Regions from separate parts of the Mus musculus genome. Here region 1 is linked to region 2. The links are chromatin contacts, found by Hi-C or POLR2A ChIA-PET in ENCODE. All regions are on one chromosome and are shown on one strand. The core of a region is the stretch at or near the end of the contact, and the rest is flanking DNA. Distances in the headings are between cores, read along the strand shown. Region 1 overlaps Frmd4a (FERM domain containing 4A). Region 2 overlaps Frmd4a (FERM domain containing 4A).

Evidence for each region. Hi-C counts contacts between places; a loop is a spot of excess contacts on that map. ChIA-PET counts read pairs that join two places held with the same protein, here RNA polymerase II (POLR2A).
Region 1: a loop to region 2 is called in a map of heart, with 6 times the contacts of the local background. The contact joins two enhancer-like sites. A Hi-C loop is called at or near these places in 12 of 37 maps with a recorded cell type or tissue (Patski, adrenal gland, gastrocnemius and 2 more). POLR2A ChIA-PET finds 5 or more read pairs at or near these places in 3 of 5 experiments (Patski and embryonic stem cell).

What each region holds. Positions count from the first base shown.
Region 1 is chr2:4,500,112-4,504,092 of GRCm38, forward strand. The region is part of intron 5 of Frmd4a (FERM domain containing 4A); the gene reads left to right. All of the region lies in intron 3 of Gm39751 (a long non-coding RNA gene), which reads right to left. Among named protein-coding and RNA genes, the nearest start is that of Gm39751, 12 kb to the right of the region's middle. Within about 2 kb of position 1,694, at least 1 of the 3 ENCODE cell types and tissues checked has a DNase peak (open chromatin) inside an H3K27ac peak, as active enhancers do.
Region 2 is chr2:4,541,286-4,544,901 of GRCm38, forward strand. The region is part of intron 11 of Frmd4a (FERM domain containing 4A); the gene reads left to right. Among named protein-coding and RNA genes, the nearest start is that of Gm39751, 29 kb to the left of the region's middle. Within about 2 kb of position 1,411, at least 1 of the 3 ENCODE cell types and tissues checked has a DNase peak (open chromatin) inside an H3K27ac peak, as active enhancers do.

The DNA of each region.
Region 1 (3,981 bases), core at 444-2,943, 41 kb before region 2:
GATCAAGTTACTTGGATTCCGATACCCTTTTCTTGGCTACAATTTTCTGTGCCACCCACATGTCCCAGCTGTACACTGAGACATTATCCCAGAAGGCAGGGTGATGTGCACATAAATATTGACTTCACCAGGAGTTCAGTATCGGACCACTTGCTATTTTTTTGGTGCCTGACTGACGGTGTTTTTCTTTGCACTTGCCTGCTTGCACTTTGCAGACTCCAGGTTGAGCATAGGGCCTTACCCGCTTTAGGCGAGTACTCTACCGCTAAGCTATATCTTGGGCTCTCTTTTTACTGTTTTTTTTAAAAAAAAAAACACACCAAGTTATCCAGGCTAGCCTTAAACTCACCATATAGTCCATGCTATCCTTGAACTAAAATTTTTCTGCCTTGGCCCCCTGAAGAGCTGGAATTTCAGACCTGCACCACCATACCCAACTCCTACGGTGTTTTAGAACTACGCTGTTGAAGTAAAATAAGCTATTTACCATGCCTCTTTGCAGACCTACTTCCATTTATATTTTAAAATATTAAGTTGTATTTTTGATACTGAGCAGAGCAGCTGAGAGGAGACTCCGCAGTTAAGAACACTTGTCATTCTTACAGAGGACCCAGGTTTGGTTTCCATCAACCACATAGTGGCTCACAGTTGTCTGTAACTCCTGTCTTAGGAGACCTCATGTACCTTGGTCACCAGGTACTCACATGCCATATATAGATGCATGCAGACAAAACACATATACAAAATAAAAACAAATTAGAAAACATCTTTTAAAAAATTATTTAAAGAAGTCAGGGACTGGGTTTAATCAGAACTAGGAGTGTGTAGTGACTAGTGAGAGGCCCTGTTTAATCCCCAACACAACACAAAGTGTGTGTGTGTGTGTGTGTGTGTGTGTGTGTGTGTTGTTATTATTAAAGTAATAGGAAACAGCTTAAGGGGCAACGAGAGGTCCAATGGTGGCTCAGCAGTCATAGTGCTCGTCTCCAAACCTGGAAACTGAGTTTGACCTCCCAGGACACACATGGCAGAAGCAGGGACCAACCTCCCACAGGGTGTCCTCCGACAGCCATCCCTGTTCACACGTACACAAGCACAGACACTGTCCTAAACCATGGAGGTCAAATGGCTCCTGAAGGCCCATTAGCAAAGGTGACCATCTCCTACACACCCAAGGCCTGCCCTCTAGAGTCATGTTGCTGCTGCTTCTATTATTTGCCGCTTTCTTTCTAAATAAATGTCCCAGACCTTCCAGATCTGTCCCCTCTCCATTCATGAATTCCTTGTAAGAGAGACTGGGATCAGTGTGTCCCCGAAGCCACCCACACTCTCCCTCTCCTGGGTTTCTCGGGGTAGTTGCATTGCTTCTGGGTAAAAGCCATAACAACCGTCAGCGTGACATTATGACTAACCCAAGCATCTCCCCGTGGCTGTGATTCCTTTCTTTCTTTTTTCTTTTTTTAAACAATGAGTTGTTTTACCTAAAGGGATTCGTTGTCTTGTTTTCGCTTGTTTGGCTTCTCTGAGCCGTTGGCTTTTGCTCACAGTTCCCACCCATTCCCAGATCTATTCTCGTACTCTGTCTCAACATCAATGGCGATTCATCAACAACCTCTGGTTTGAGTTCTGTGACTGCTGCTGCTAGTGATTTCCTGAGTCTTCCTCCTGGAACCCTCTGCCCTCCAGTTCCAACACGAACTTGGCTGGGTTTCATAACTCCTTCGTGGGAGGCCACCTTCCTGTCTGGGTCTTTCCCCACCCCCGCTCTGTATTAGGTCATCTGTCTTCTGGGTTTTGTTTGCTTGTTTGTTTTACACTGATGTTTTCCTGGACAGCATCCCCAAGTAAATCTAGAGAAAGGATATCCTTACACGTCTGAAAATGTGTTTATCCTCCCTTCATGGCATCTTAGAACAGTGGTTCCCAACCTGTGGTCACGACCTCTTGGGGGTTGAAGGACCCTTTCCCAGGGGTTTCCTAAGACCATCGGAAAGCACATATTTCTGATGGTTTTAGGAACTGAGACACCACTCCTCTATCATCTCTAGGAAGGTCCACGCACCTGTAGATGCTGTCACGTGAGTACCTGGCATGATGGCATTGCACCAACCCCATCACATACCCTGAACAAATACAGGTGTACATGACAGGATTAGCATAATAATGTATTTAGGTGGACCAATCATGCATGTGTAGAGAACAGTTACTATGTTGAAAGCAGCAGAATTGGAGGTAAAATGACCCTTTATGAATTATAATTACTAGGTAAAGTGTGTGTGTGTGTGTGTGTGTATGTGTGTGTGTGTGTGTGTGTACCATGCAAACTTAATCTGGATACTGACCCATCTTTTTATATACAGCTGTGGTTGATATGAATACTGCCCCATTGCTTTAGTAACAGTAGCAAAATAGGAGTTACAAAGTAGCAACAGAAATAATGTTATGGTTGGGGGTCACCACAACATGAGGAACTGTGTCAAATAGTCACATCATTAGTTAGGAAGGTTGAGAGAACCATTGGCTTAGCAGTTTGATTAGATGTGGGACTACCACATAACAGCATCTCTCAGAATATCAGGTGATGTATTGGAAATGTCCCCCCACTCCCCATGCTGTCTCCCAACAGCTGGATCTTTGGCGGCCTTTCTCTGCATTCCTCTTGATCTAAAATTTCAGTAGTGCTGGTCTCTGTAGACACTTTGTATCTCTTGGCTGGTAGGTAGATACTTTTATTCTGGAGACTCATATTCTTCCTGATATCTCCTTGTTATCTCTTCCTTCACCCCACCCCCCACCCCTTGGAAGTGCTAGGAATCAGAAGCTAGGGCAGGCTTGTGTCCAGGGTTCCATTTCTGGCTTTTATTCTGTTTTCTGAAAGGCTTCTGTCAGCAATACCTTTCATCTGTTCTTTTGGTTTTTAACCATGATGAGTGTGTGTATGTGTGTGTGTGTGTGTGTGTGTGTGTGTGTGAGAGAGAGAGAGAGAGAGAGAGAGAGAGAGAGAGAGAGGTATGTATTATGTATGTTTCAAAGAATACCTTTGTATTTCTGCTTTCTCTCTCTCTCTCTCTCTCTCTCTCTCTCTCTCTTAAATATCCTATTTTCAGTCTAGAAAGATGGCTCAGAAGGTAGAAGGCTTTCTGTTCATGGAGAGGAACCCAGTTAGTTTCCCTTCCCCCACATCGAGCAGCTCACAACCGCCTGTGACCCCACTCCAGGGGATCCAGTGCCTTTTACTGACCTCCACGGGCACACACACATGCCTGGAATGCACACATACACACAAATCAAAAGAAATATTTGATATTGGACTCCTGGTGTCAACCTCTAGCCTCTATATTCATAAAAATAATACTTGATTGCTTTAAGAATATAATATTATCTCTTATCATTCTGATTACATTAATTATTGTGCATGCTCAGCTTCCTGTTTCTTCTCAGTGTCCTTTTTTTTAATATTTGCCTTTTCTGTAGAATAGCATCCTCACCCCCATCCACCAGCCCCAACTCACACTCTCTTCCGCTCTGGGGGGGGGGGCATGTATGCACTCATGTGTGTGTGCATATGTGTGTCTGTGTGCATGCGTGTGTGTGTCTGTGTGTCTGTGTGTGTCTGTGTGTCTGTGTGTGTGTGTGTGTGTGTTTGCAGGCCAGAGCTCAGCCTCCATTGCCAGTTGCTTTCCACCTTAGGTGGTTTTAGCTGTAGCAGGGAATCCTAGTCTGTCCATTCACAGTTACAAGTGAGCAGGAAAAGCTGTCATGCTCTGAAAGCATGGGTCAAAATAAGCCTCAAAGGCCAGGGGTGGGGAAAGGGGCTAATGGCAGCTGCTCTTTCCATGGGAACCTGAATATCAACCTTTGGATGAGGGACATACCTTCCCATTTCCTCCGGGACATGCCAGTCTCCAGGACGTAGGAAAGAAAGCAGCTTTGGTTTGGAGTGTAAACTTCCCTCCAGTGCAGCCTCCACTCATCTACGGA
Region 2 (3,616 bases), core at 161-2,660:
TTTCAGCTCCTGCCAATCATCACATACCACATTCCAATAAGAAACATCCCTTAGCTAATATCACTCTTGCCAATGGGCAGTTGTCCTGGATATCTTTGTTATGATGTAGAATCAGAGGAGGGAATGACACACATACACACATGTACACACATGTACACATCTGTCTTGGCTTAGCAATAAAAGTGAACAACGAGAGGATCATGGAGACCAAAGGTCACCCCGCCTCTCCATAGGTTATGGTCTCCTGCTTCCTCCCAGCTGCTAACCACCTTTAACATTTGTGTAGAAATAACTCACTGCCTAGGTTGCTCTTGACCTCCGGATTAATGAAATGGTACCCAGTGGACATTTGGCCCTGAGGGTCAATATCAGCCTACCTCTTAGTTTGCATTTGTGGTCAAGTACTGAGACTTTTAGCACATCAAAACCTGAAACCCGCCCAGCAGCAGTGACGCTGGCTGTCACAGCATTCTGCCAGTTATGCTAGTAGTAAAAGCAAGAGTATTTTTTTTCTTTCTTTCTTTTCTAAAGCATGTGAATGCAAAAATAAATGCCATATTTCCGAATGGTCTTGTTGATTCAGCTGGCAGCATCAAGGTCTTAGGGGGCATAAATAGGTCTGTCTCCCAAGGAGCTCCCTGTAAAGAAGAGATCCTCACATTCCTTAGATCAAAGCCTGAGGGAACAACAGCTGCTTTAATCTCCGTGACCATCAGACCCTTCTGTGCAGCCCCAGTCACAGAGGTGTGGGTTAGTTGTGGCTAACGGCTCAATTTCATTACCGGGATCAGGATTTGTGTGAAATCCTTCTGTTTTGCAACCATCAGACCTGTGGACAGACTGACCCTCTGGCCGTCAGAAGCCACGATAAGAAGAAAGCAGAAAATACTAACTCAGTGGGGCTTTGAGACAGCCCAGGGTGAAATGTGAGCCTCAACAGACACCTTCCTATAGAGGCAGTGCTCATTAGCCACAGATCAGCACTTGCGATTCTATCCTTGCCATGTGTATTGAATGAAAGCTATCCTTTGGGAAGGGACTGGCCAGTCAGGCCTTGTTACATATTCAGTAGACAGCATTTACTTATTTATTTGATGTGCACTTAGGGGGGCTTTTATGTCTGCTTAGATGCACAATTAGAAGCACTCCCAGGTCCCTTCCAAGGCATTAGGAGGAGGAATCCAAGTATCTGGAGCATCCGGAGCAGCCAGCGTGGCTTCCTAAGAGCCCTGAGAGTAGTTCAGAGACAGGGCCGGTGGCTCCAGTATTTGATGGGTTCTTGTCACCTCCCCCAGATGAGTAAAGATTTTTTTTTATTCTATTAGATGATGAGACAGGAAGCGAAAATAATATTTACAGGAAATATTCCATTAGCTATGAGCCGGCTCCCAGGGGGATGGCTCTGCTCAATGACTCAGAGCGATAAGGATGCTGCTCCTCGCTGACTTGGTCCAGCTTCTGTTTGGGCAGCTTTGACTCATTGCTGGCTGCAGAGCCCTCTAACTTTGCCTGTCCCTGGCTAGGTGCCTTGCTTCTCCCAGCTTGTCTGTTCTCCTTGGAAACCACACCTCTATACACACCAGAGGAAGCTCTAGTTAATGTGTTTAGCATTCTTTGCAGCCTTCCTCCTTCACGGTTCAGGATCAAAGAGCCACCCCTTGTCTATCGTTGCTTAGATCATAATGCTAAGCTGAGTGGGCCTGCAAAGGCTCAGTGCCTATGGCTGACACTGGTCCTTGCAGTGGGTCAGCAGGGAGAGCTAGCCTTAAAGCTGTAGAGCAGGTACGTAGAGGAGATGGATGGGGGAAGGACAGAAGTTACCAGAATGACTCCAATCCAGGAACAGTGGCTCAGACCTGGAACCCCAGCACTTGGGAAGCGGAAACCTGGAGTTTCAGGCCAGCCTTGGCTACAGAGCAAGACCCTGCCCCCATCAAGGGCTGGAATGTGGCTCAGAGGTTGTACGCTTGTCTGGCATGGCCACATACACACACACACAAGTGCTTTTTAAACCAGCAACCTTTGCCAAAGTGAATGATGGGAATTTGTTCACATCTGGTGTGGGGCTGGGGAGCTGTGGCTCATTAGCCTCTACGCGTCCCTTTACTGTGACGTGGTAACTGAAAGGCACAGACAGGATGGATGTAACCCAGTTGTCTCCACCTTGAGTGAGTTCACTTCTCCAAGACTCTCCCACTGTCAAGATGAGGGAGCATATACCCTTGGCACAGCAACCATCATTACAGTCTCATCTGCCCTTGGCTTAGCAAGCATCATTACCATCTCTTTTATACTGAACCTGACAGGCAGACAGAAGCACAAACAATGCCCCTTTGTTAAGGGGAGATTGCTTCCTCGGTTATTGAGTCTGGGAACCCAGGGTCCCTCTGTTCCCACAGGTTACTGGGGAGCCTCTTCTGAGCATGCCCAGGGCACCAGCTCATGTTGCACTCTTCTGGGAAGAGTGTTCCTATCAGCCTGTTGCTACCTTTGAGAAAAACATTTGTCTTTGAGCAGAGAAAAATCTCACATTGTCTCACATAGGTGGATAAGTTTGTTTTGTTTTGAGATAACAACTCACTAGATAACCAAGGCTGGATTTGAACTTACCATGTAGGCCAGGCTAGCCTCAAACTCTAAATCATCCAGTCTCACCTGCCCATGTAGCTGTGACTACAAGCTTGTGCTACCTACCATACCTGGCTCCTGTGTGTGTGTGTGTGTGTGTGTGTGTGTGTGTGTGTGTGCACCTGCACAGGTGTCAAAGGACAACCTCCAGGGTCATTCCTCAGACACTTAACCTTTTCCTCTTGAGACAAACTCCCTCACTGCCCTAGAATTCCCTATGTAAGCTACACTGGCCATCCAGCAAACCTGCCTGCTTTGCCTCCACGGTGCTGAAATAAAAACATACGACACTACCACACCCTGCTCCCCCCATATGGGTTCTGGGGACCAAACTCAAGTCCTTATATCTGCAAGGGAAGCACATTAGCAACTGATCTATCTTTAGCCTGAGAACACCAATTTCTAGATAGATAACCCCATGTCTACCTTAAACTGTTCTCTGTATGAACCAATGCCCAAGCCAGATCTGATTAGATGGCTAGGGTAGTTTCCTTCCCCATCTGACATGTCTGTTGTGGCATGTGGTCTCCCTGGGTCCATAAACTTCCTATTCCAATGCCTAGTCTCCTAGACATCTTGTCCTCCCTGGCCCTACAGCACGTGCACCGACACCGAGAAAGACCATATAAATAGCCACATTGATGGTGTGGACAGTAGGGGTCAAACAGGACACTGGGTATTTATAACACTCAAATAAACACCCAGACAGACAACATAGCAGCGCCCATGAGACTGGCAAGCTTCTGAACTTTGCGGACAGATTCCCACTACTCTGGGAGCCCTGTTGACCCTGGATGCAATTTGAAGGAAGCAAATTAAAACCAAGTGCTCCAGTTGGATCCCAGATCGCTGCAGGGGAGCATTCAGTAGCCCCACTCGTGCCAAAAGAGCCACAAACCAGTGGTAACTTCTAAACTGACTTTGTTTTTCTGGCTCCAAAACCAGTGACTTCTCATGGAATAACAAGAACATCTAACCCACTGGAACA